Regions from separate parts of the Homo sapiens genome. Here region 2 is linked to region 1. Evidence: chromatin contacts called from ENCODE Hi-C or POLR2A ChIA-PET data. All regions are on one chromosome and are shown on one strand. Each heading gives the region's core, a stretch centred on a gene start or an enhancer-like site at or near the end of the contact. The rest is flanking DNA. Distances are from core to core; before and after follow the strand shown.

What was found. Hi-C counts contacts between places; a loop is a spot of excess contacts on that map. ChIA-PET counts read pairs that join two places held with the same protein, here RNA polymerase II (POLR2A). Pooled maps may share reads with other maps.
Region 2: a loop to region 1 is called in a map of PC-3, with 3 times the contacts of the local background. The contact joins the promoter of CCN2-AS1 here to the enhancer-like site in region 1. A Hi-C loop is called at or near these places in 2 of 168 maps with a recorded cell type or tissue (Caco-2 and PC-3) and 2 of 50 pooled maps. POLR2A ChIA-PET finds 5 or more read pairs at or near these places in 4 of 52 experiments (AG04450, BJ, H1 and 1 more).

The regions. Positions count from the first base shown.
Region 1 is chr6:131,860,929-131,866,213 of GRCh38, reverse strand. ENPP1 (ectonucleotide pyrophosphatase/phosphodiesterase 1) reads right to left here. Exons shown (of 25, transcript NM_006208.3): 9 at 4,510-4,619; 10 at 1,643-1,708; 11 at 1,276-1,348. Among named protein-coding and RNA genes, the nearest start is that of CCN2-AS1, 38 kb to the left of the region's middle. Within about 2 kb of position 2,078, at least 7 of the 41 ENCODE cell types and tissues checked have a DNase peak (open chromatin) inside an H3K27ac peak, as active enhancers do; they include PC-3, where a contact is called at or near this core.
Region 2 is chr6:131,899,006-131,904,290 of GRCh38, reverse strand. It overlaps CCN2-AS1 (CCN2 antisense RNA 1), which reads right to left and starts at 2,339. Exons shown (of 3, transcript NR_187596.1): 1 at 2,140-2,339; 2 at 57-344. RefSeq lists enhancers at 1,863-2,415, 2,416-2,969.

The DNA.
Region 1 (5,285 bases), core at 829-3,328:
TCACAGGGGGCACAAGATCACTACACAAGGATTCTGACAGGAGGGATCCTGGCAATACCTCTTTTCACTTTTTTCATGACCCAAAATAGTCAAGATCCTTACTTTTTACTTCCTTTCATATCTTAGGTCACCAACAAAATATATATCAGAAGGAAAGTCAACTTAGAGGTACAAGGAAATATGCTCAAATCATTTTCTTTTTCTCTTTTTTTTTTTTTTGAGACAGAGTCCCGCTCTGTGCCCAGGCTGGAGTACAGTGGTGCGATCTCGGCTCACTGAAACCTCCCCATCCTGGGTTCAAGCGATTCTCTTGCCTCAGCCTCCTGAGTAGCTGGGATTATAGGCACACACCACCAGGCCCGGCTAATTTTTTTGTATTTTTAGTAGAGACAGGGTTTTGCCATGTTGGCCAGGCTGGCCTCAAATTCCTGACCTCAGGTGATCCACCTGCCTCAGCCTCCCAAAGTGCTGGGATTACAGGCGTTAGCCATGGTGCCGAGCCTTCAGATCCTTTTCTGTTCTAATGCTTCCTGTGTTCCAAAATACTAGGTTGGTGCAAAAGTAATTGTGTTTTTTTGCCATTAAAATGGTAACAAAAATGATATGGCCACGTGAAAACTGAAAGCAGTGTTTGCTGTTTTAAAGTGCTACACAGATTAAAAACATAGCTAGGCGCTGGCTAAGTTCCTGAAAGGGTGTCAGGTCAAACGAGATGTTACACTGAAAGTGTTAGTCCATGAGCTGTTTCGTACCTCTAGTTTCCTAGGAAATATTCAACAAAATCACGTATTCAAATATCGCTACACTTTTGATAAAATCTCCCATCCTTCTATGGGACCTCTGTTGTAAGCATGGTCTCAGGTGGCCAAAGACCTATCTCCTAAGGAAGAGAGTTCATAGGAGGCTTCCTCTGCTATTTGACTTATTACCCTGTATTTTCACACTGGAGGTTTAGCTGTTTATAACATTCTCAAAAAGCACTTAGTATTTAGGCCAAGGTAAGGGGCGATGGAGTGGATAAAGGCTTTCAAATTGAAAATATAGAAGCTAATTGATCATCAGTTTAATTTAGCACTGTGGAAAACACAGGCTAAACAATTCTCCCAACTCTTATTTTGTTTAAAGTGCATCCTTATATTTAGTAATATTGTGTATAATACTTGCTTTTTCCAGAAATGATAGAATCTTATAAAATGGTCTAGCAGCCTCCTTCAAAGCGAGGTTCAGTTTGATGACTGGGTTTAATGAAATAATTACTGATAAAAATGTACTTACTTCACTGCTGACTGGTCCATATGAATGACCTGAAGAATCTGGTTCTTCTAAATACAGAGTGTAAAAGTGTGGTCTAAATCAAACAGTATCAAAATGTAATATTTTACGAACACATTGAAAAACAGAATGGAAAAAATAATTCATCAATTGATAGGGATTAAATTTTATAACACTGGTGTAACAGTTCTACTGAGAAATAATTTACAGCTTTGAAATTCTTCAAAATGTGGTATGATCATTTACTAAAGAATTTATTTCGATATAAAACATCATAGCAAATAGCAAAGTTTTGTTGTAGTCTATTTTAAAATAGTATATCATTTCTACAAAACGAAGTATTTACAATAGAAATTAATTGCCTACAGACCTTTCATCTTTAGGAAGCTGTAGCCACTGAAGAACAGCTAAAATCCTTTCTTCAAATGGTACTGAACTAAAATGAAGAACAAACAAAAATAAAAGATGGCTGACAATTGTTTGGGTGTAAAATATAGTTTTTTTCATTGAAAATGTCATTAAGAGCTACTAAATGCTATTTCGCATCTATTGTGTTTGAAATCAAGGGTTTTATTTGAAAACTTTATTTTCCCAATGAAAGAATGAAAGTTAGGTTTTACACAGATAAAAATTGCAATTGGATTTAAAACTTTGCTTGCTATCCTCTACTTGAGGATAATATTCATGGACCTGAAAACAGTAACTGCATACCACATGAATAACTCATATGTTAATATACTTTGCAAAGCATACATCATGAAGCACTCACTCACTGATGACTCAGCACAGCTGTGAAGCAGGCCCCTGAGGAGCAGACAGCAGTTCTCTACGCAGTATTTCCTGAGCAGAATTGAATATGCCTTCCTCTGGACACAGGCTTTGTTTACACACCTCTAATCAGAGTTCTTGCCCCACCCCAAGTACAATTAGTTGTATACTCTACTAAATCTTAAAAAGCCAAGAGATCATATACTATTAATCTTTGAATCCCCCATGCTTAGTACACAAACTCTTCTTTGTTTTTTTTGAGACAGAGTCTCACTCTGTCACCAGGCTGGAGTGCAGTGGCGCGGTCTCAGTTCACTGCAATCTCCACCTCCCGGGTTCAAACAATTCCCCTGCCTCAGCCTCCCGAGTAGCTGGGACTACAGGCGTGCACCACCACGCCTGGCAATTTTTTTTTTTTTTTTTGTATTTTAGTAGAGACAGGGTTTCACCGTGTTAGCCAGGTGATCTCCTGACCTCGTGATCCGCCTGCCTCAGCCTTCCAAAGTGCTGGGATTACAGGTGTGAGCCACCACGCCCAGCCCATAAACTCTTAATTACTGTCCATGGAATAAAAACAGTGGCAAATAAGAAGGTGGAGAAGAGGCATTGCACTGTGCTCCTGGGAACCATAAAGAACACTAACTAGCATAAGATCACAAGGAAAATTGCTAAGCATTTCGTGTCTGGGATTTAAGATATTTTCTGTTCACCCTTCTAAATGCATTGTTGTATTGATTTTGTGACCGAAATTTTATAATTTAAAAATAAATAAAATTATTTCGGTAATCTTGCTCAAATCGGCCAAAGAGGTTCTTCCATTAAAAAGTTTTTGTATTTTCTCAATGCATCATGGATTTCAAATATCACAGAGAGGTTATTCTAATCAGTTTCTTACATTAGAAAGCATATTTACTAATTTAGAAATGGAAATCCAGAGGTACCATTAATATCTTCTTTTTAATAATATTTGCAAACGCAATAGATGCTAAATAGCAGAGATCATTCCTATCTGTATCCTCTTTAATACACTCATCTTTTCCTTCTCTTGGTTCTGAAACCATCTTTGCAAAAATTGTAACAGCAAATTATGACAGTGAAAGAGATCACACCTAACCAATTCCATCTTGCTTCTAACCTTTAAGCTGTCCTTGTTCATTTCTGAGCATAGGCTGAAATAACCTTGGGAAGGAATTTAGTTGATAGTTTAACTCTGAAACAAAGTTGGTAATAGCCCTTCCCCACCGCCCAGAAAAAAAAAACACACACACAGAAAAAAAAACAACTTCTTGCCTGAGGACTGGTCTACCTTTGTAGGACTAACAAATTAGCTACAAGATCAGAAATTATAGTTTAGGGGCCATGCGGCCTCCAGCTGTAAGAGTCTGAACCTCCCCAAATTGCTCCTGGGAATAACATCACTAGTGTAAAATCTCAGATGAGCGCTTGAGATATTTACCAGACCATGCCCTGCAATCCATGTATCAGCTGACACCACCCAGCCTGGTCATCTGGCTCAACCAGTTTTGCAATCCCAGGAACAGGAGATAGCAAGAAAAACTCACTTGATCCCCTATAATTCCATCCCCAATCCAACGCATCAGCATTCCCCACTTCCCGAACTCCTGTCTGCCAAATTATCCTTAAAAACTTGGATCCCAAAATGCTCGGGGAGACTGATTTGAGTAATAATAAAACTCCAGTCTCCCACACAGCTGGCTCTGCATGAATTACAATTTCTCCATTGCAATTCTCCTGTCTTGATAAACCCAATCTGTCTAGGAAGTGTGCAAGATGAACCTGTTGGGCAGTTACAGTTCTTTTTCTTTCTAGAGTTAAGATGTGCAGTACTCCCACTCCCAGATCTCTACCTCCACCATGACCTCATTTTTCATGTCTGCCCGAAGATCTGAACTAAACACGTTATCGGTGTTTCTCAAAAGGCTCTAGAAAACACTTGTCTAGTCTTTTTTTGTTTGTTGTTTTTTTTTGTTTTTGTTGTTTTTTGATAGGGAGTTTCGCTCTTGTCGCCCAGGCTGGAGTGCAATGACGTGATCTCGGCTCACTGCAACCTCCGCCTCACAGGTTCAAGTGATTCTCCTGCCTCAGCCTTGTGAGTAGCTGGGATTACAGGCGCCCGCCATCACGCCTGGCTAATTTTTGTATTTTTAGTAGAGACGGGGTTTTACCACTTTGGTCAGGCTGGTCTCAAACTCCTGACCTCAGGTGACCCCTCGCCTCAGCCTCCCAAAGTGCTGGGATTACAGGAGTGAGCCACCACAGCTGGCCCACTTGTCTAGTTTTACTGTCCATTTACCATCTATCTAAACTCTTTGAGAAAGAGTTCTTCAGTTCTCATTTTTCAGCCAACATATCACTCAAATGCTAAAGCTCAGGATTCAATAAAAAGGAGATTACATAAGAATAAGCTGTTCTATATTACAGATCCTAGAAAAAATTCATTTCACATACCCATTATACATTTTATAGATGTCTGGGAAAATTCCGTTAATTTCCACATCTGATCCTGGCCAGAAAAATGTGCCAGACTTGAGGCCTTGATACTTAGCTGTGACCCAAATCTGGAGCAGAAAATGAAGGAAAATTAAGAAATCATGCAAACATTCATCTCTTAGGAAAGTATGTATTCATACCACACCAATGCATTCCTCTCTAGTGCTAGAATGCTTTTAAGGTCAACAAGCTTCAGCACTTAGATGACAATAATCATGTAATATGACTCTTAAGCAGCAACAACATATTAAATAGTCAGAGATTAACTCCTGTAGCTTTTGGAGCTATTCCCCTAATTAACAGTTGTCTCTTAAAAGAAAAAAAATTCACGAATATACATGTCTTTAACTTGCTGAGATATCTGTGTATGTAACTAACATTTATTAAGCACTTATTATTGCCAATCATGGTTCTAAATAGTATTCCTACAAGCATGCTACATTATTAATTCACATAATCCTCACAATAATCCTACAAAGTAGTAAACAATATTATCTACATTATAGATATGATAAAACAGAGGCAGAAACAGAATGATTTGTCCAAAGTCACACAGCTTTAAATGTCAGAGCTAAAATTTGAATTCATAACCTGCAAACTAACTATTATGCTCTTTGTCCTTCTAAGAGGAATATCATGATTATTTAAATAGACCTTATATAATTATTGTGGCAATTTTTAAAAAATTTTTTTAAATTGTGGCAATTTAAAAAAGTAAATTGGAGAATTGGAGA
Region 2 (5,285 bases), core at 1,090-3,589, 38 kb before region 1:
AAAAGAAGGTAATGTGGAGTGGGTAGCCTCCATATTGATTAAGGGGACAGGCTTACCTTCCACTGTGAGAGTTACCCGAAGCTCGGCATCCGTGATGGTTTAGGGGGCTTCCAAGGCAATCGGGCAGTGTCAGTCTTCAGCCGCTAAGCCAAGAAGATCTGGGAAGGAGTCAGTCAGAGAGCCTTGGGCCAGAGTTCCAGGGGCTCTGGGAGTGGCTGCCAGGTGAGTTGAACAGTCCGATTTCCAGTGGGGTCCCACACAGATGGGACGCGGCTTAGGAGGAATCCCGGGCTGCGGGCATTCCTTGGCCCAGTGGCCAGATTGCCGGCACGTGTAGTAAGCTCCTGTGGGAGGAGGTTCTGGAGGAATGCCTGGCCTCTGCGGTTCAGGCATTTGGAAGTTCTTGTGTGCTGGAGATGTGGCTGGGGTTTGTCTCACCGTGGAGGCAAGGAATTGCAACTTTTTTCTATTATCGTACACCTTGAAGGCGAGGTTAATTAAATCCTGTTGTGAGGTTTGAGGGCCGGAATTTAATTTTTGGAGTTTTATTTAATGTTTTATTAATGTCGGGTAATAAAATGTATTTTGAGAATAAGACGGCCTTTTGACCTTTTAGGGTCTAGGGCTGTAAAGTGTCTCAGGGTTGCTGCCAAACAAGCCATGAACTGGGCTGGATTTTTATATTTGATGAAAAAGAGCCTAAACGCTATCTGATTTGGGATAAAGAAAAAGGAGCATTAACCTTGACTATGCCTTTAGCTCTAGCCACCTTTTTAAGAGTAAATTGCTGGGCAGGAGGGGGAGGGCTAATCACGGAACGAAACTATAAGCCGGACCAGGTGTGAGGAGGGGAGGTGATAAAAAGATTATAGGGTGGAGGAGCGGAGGCTGAGGAAGAATTGGGACCTAGCTCGGCATGATGAGGAGCAGTCTGGGGAGGAAGGGAGAGGTCAGATGGGTCTGTAGAAAAGGAAGATTAGAAAGACTCAGTGACGCTTGGGGTTGGTACTGAGGGGACATGCGGGAGGGAAAGAAGGAAGATTTGGGACGAGTTGCACTGGGCACAGAGACTAGGAAAGGAGTGATGTGTAAAAGAATGCCTGGACATCAGGCACCTCAGACCGTTTGCCTATTTTACGACAAGAATTATTTAGATCTTGCAGCAAGGAAAAATTCAAAGTGCCATTTTCTGGCTATTTGGAACTACTGTCGAGTTTGTATTGGGGTCAAGTGGCATTGCAGAAGAAAATAAGGCATTTAGGTTTTAGGTCAGGTGTGAGTTGAAGAGGTTTTAAGTTTTTGAGAACACAGGCCAAGGGAGTAGAAGGAGGAATAGAGAGTGGAAGTTTGCCCATAGTGAAAGAAGCAAGCCTAGAGAAAAGGAGGGAAGGGGTTCGGGGGATCTTACCTTCCAGAAAAGTGGGAAAAGGGGTTGGGGCACAGAGATAAGAGGTTGGAGCATGGAAATAAGGGATGAGGTACAGAAGGGGTCGGGGCACGGAAATAAGGGATTGGGGTGCAGAGATAAGAGGTCGGGGCGTGGAAATAAGGGATTGGGGTGCAGAGATATAAGAGGTTGGGGCACAGAAATAAGGGATTGGGGCACAGAGATACGAGGCTGGGGTACTTGCCCCTCCTCTAGAAAAGCGGGACTTGCCACTAAGGGTGAAGGAGAAGGGGTTGAGGGGTACTTGCCCCTCCCCCAGAAAAACAGAGAAGGGGTAGAGACAAGGAGAGAAGGGGTTGGGGTACTTGCCCTGTCCCCCAGAAAAGCAGAGAAGGGGTAGGGACAAGGAGAGAAGGGGTTGGGGTACTTGCCCCTTCCCCAGAAAAGCGGGACTTGCCGCTACGGGTGAAGGACCAAGGCAGGCGTCCCTGCGTGGTCTGACACCTTTGAAACGTGGGTGAATAATCAGAGAGGCGCCCCTGCAATGATTAAACACCAAGGGAAGGCTGCCTTCCCAGTCCGTGACCGGCGCCTGAGTTTTGGGTCCACGGATAAAACGTGTCTCCTTTGTCTCTCCCAGAAAATGAAAGGAATTGAAATTAAGAGAAGGGAGAGATTGAAGAGTAGAAAGGAGAAAGTGGTTGAGGGACAGTGAGAGAGGTTGGAGAAGAGAGTAAGAAGAGGCCACTTACCTGATTTAAAATTGGTGAGATGTTCCTTGGGCTGGTCGGTCTGAGGACCTGAGGTTGTAGGTGGATCTTTCTCACGGAGCAAAGAACAGGAAGACAGGGGATTGATCTCCCAAGGGAGGTCCCCCGATCCGAGTCATGGCACCAAATTTCATGCGCGTCCGTGTGAAGAGACCACCAAACAGGCTTTGTGTGAGAGCAGTAAAGCTGTTTATTTCACCTGGGTGCAGGTGGGCTGAGTCCGAAAAGAGAGTCAGCGAAGGGAGATAAGGGTGGGGCCGTTTTATAGGATTTGGGTAAGTAAAGGAAAATTACAGTCAAAGGGGGTTTGTTCTCTGGCGGGCAGGAGTGGGGGGTCACAAGTTGCTCAGTGGGGGAGCTTTTTGAGCCAGGATGAGCCAGGAAAAGGACTTTCACAAGGTAATGTCATCACTTCAGGCAAGGACCGGCCATTTACACTTCTTTTGTGGTGGAATGTCATCACTTAAGGTGGGGCAGGGCATATTCACTTCTTTTGTGATTCTTCAGTTACTTCAGGCCATCTGGGTGTATACGTGCAAGTCACAGCGGATGCAATGGCTTGGCTTGGGCTCAGAGGCCTGACACTAACCTTCCTTTTGGCTTCAGAAAAGTTGATAAGCTACAAAATGTTCCTCCCTGACACTGTAAAGGAAGAAACAAATAACTCAGACACAATTTGGAAGATGGTCACCTATCCATCTCAGAGTAAAATAGAATGTCGATCTTGAATAACATAAAAAGAAATGGCATTAAACTCAGTAAATATGCTATAGGTTTAAAACAATAAAACAAAGAAAGGAAGAGAGGAAACAAGGAAGGATGGAATAAAAGAAGGAAGGAGGGAAGAAAGAAATAGAGGGAGAGAGGAAGGTAGAAAGGAAAGGCTCATTCCACCTGCTCCACTTAGAAGAAAATACAGGTGATAAAATTGAGAATAAACACTGAAAAAATGTTTCATGTTATATAACAGGTTGATAGGAAGGAATACAAATCCAATAAATAAAAAGAAGCTCAAAGAAGAAACAATAAAACAATAGAAAGAGATTTTAAAACAGGGAATAGCAGGTCCCAAAAAATAAAAATATAGAAATAATAAACTAGAAATAGCAGGTAATATAATAAGCATTGATAAAAAATGAAAGCAAGGGGACATATAGGAATGTTTGAGATAATCACAGTGATGAAAAATATTTTTAAAAGAGATTAATGCAATAATCAAGAAGCTAACAAAGAAGGCAGAACGTTAACTGTCATGGGTTGCATGGATGCTTGTTAATTTCTTCCTTATACTTCACAGTATTTTTTTTTAATTTTCAAAATAAAAATAAAATCTGCCATTAGAAAATCTCTATTGTTTTTAAAAGGGAGGTTATGGGAGGTGGGGAGGTGTTAGGAGGCAGTAAGAAACTGACATATAAAAAAGGGACAGCTTAGTAAGGAAATAAAGACAGAAAATATAAACCAAGTACTATTAGTCCTGTCCCACAGTAAAGAGAAGCCTAAGAGAGCCAGAGGCAACAAAAGGAATGGGGTAAAGACAATAGAAAAATGGAAGGACAAGAGCATATTCAAGAAGAGAGATGGAAGCAGTACAGAGGTGGGAATTACAGGTGTGTTTGTGGGGGGGGGCTGTGTGTGTGTGTGATTTGAGAAACAAAGCCTTGTAGGAAGTGAGGCATCAGGTCTGAAAGAAAAAGAGTTACACTTCCTCTATGAGGGACTAGAAAGAATGTCAACAGGTGTGAACTCAAATGCTTGAAAGTGGAAAGGAAGATGATACAAAACAAATGTCTTGTGCAGTGCAGCAGAATTCAAGCCAGAATAACTGGTTTAGAATGCAACTACTGATGGAATAGAACTTAATGAAAGAACAGGAACATTTTCAATGTGCTTTCAGAGGAGACAATATACAGTATTGTTTAAATATATGAACTTTGCCAAGTCCTGGGTTCAAATTCTTGCTTGGATAATGTAAATCATTTAGCACAATGTCTGGAACAAAACCCAGTAAATGATAGCTATGATTATTTTTATATTTGTATTTGATCTATTTCAGAGATGTCTTGGTTATCACAATATTGCTGATTCATTGGGTCTATGAAAATTTATGTTCCATATTTCAGTTTCACTGTCAACTATCCATCAGACACCTGATGGATGGGATAATTTTGTTTACCTCTAATTCACTTCACTACTAACTTAGCCAATGCTAAACTCCATTGCCCTGAATTTCAAAGATAGGAGGGAGGGTGAGAAAATGTCTCTCCTCTTTGGTAAAGTGTGTGAAAGTTGCCCAAAATCTATTTGTTCCAGATGCCCCAGTGTGTTTGCTACTGGGGTAGTAACACCAGTAGCACTGATGTGCTTTTCCTCATAGCAGAAGGTGTTACCTGGAGTTGAGGGATGTGAGAACCAAGAGGCACTACCCTGTGTCTCCACCTTTGCCAGTGAATGTTTATGATAGCTTGTCACTGGAGAAACACTATGTGCTTTGTAGAGAGGTTTTCATTTGAGATGTCAAAACTGAAAAGTTCACGCTTTCCCTTCAGTTCACCAGGCAGCAGACTTTCCACAGGACAGATTAACTGAAACAATTGTGAATGGCTCTTGAAAAGTATTCTTATTCTTTTATTATTATTTTTAAAAATTCTGCTTTGTGCACTGGGAAGAGATCTATAAATAAACTCTTTCAAAAAATTTCCCATTGAAAGTATCTTCTAGCACTTGAAAACTACGGAGGCAAAGAATAATTACTGTGAAATTGTCCTCTGGCTGTATTTCTGTAACTTGTTATTCCTTAGCTGTCTTAAGTGGATGTTTGGTATGACTGTACCTTTGGTTTTCATTCATCTGGACATTTTTTACTGAGCAACTCCGATGTGCCAGACATTATGCTAGAAATAACAGATGGTTTTGGAGACATGACTGATATGGTTTGGATGGTTTTTTCCCCTCCAAATCTCATGTTGAAATGTGATATTCGATGCCAGAGTTGGGCCTGGTGGGAGGTGTTTTGGTCATGGGGGTGGATCCCTCATGAATGGCTCTGTCCTTGTGCTAATGAATTCTCACCTTAAGAGTTCACACAAGACCTAGTGTTTAAAAGAGCCTGACACCTCCTCCCTCTC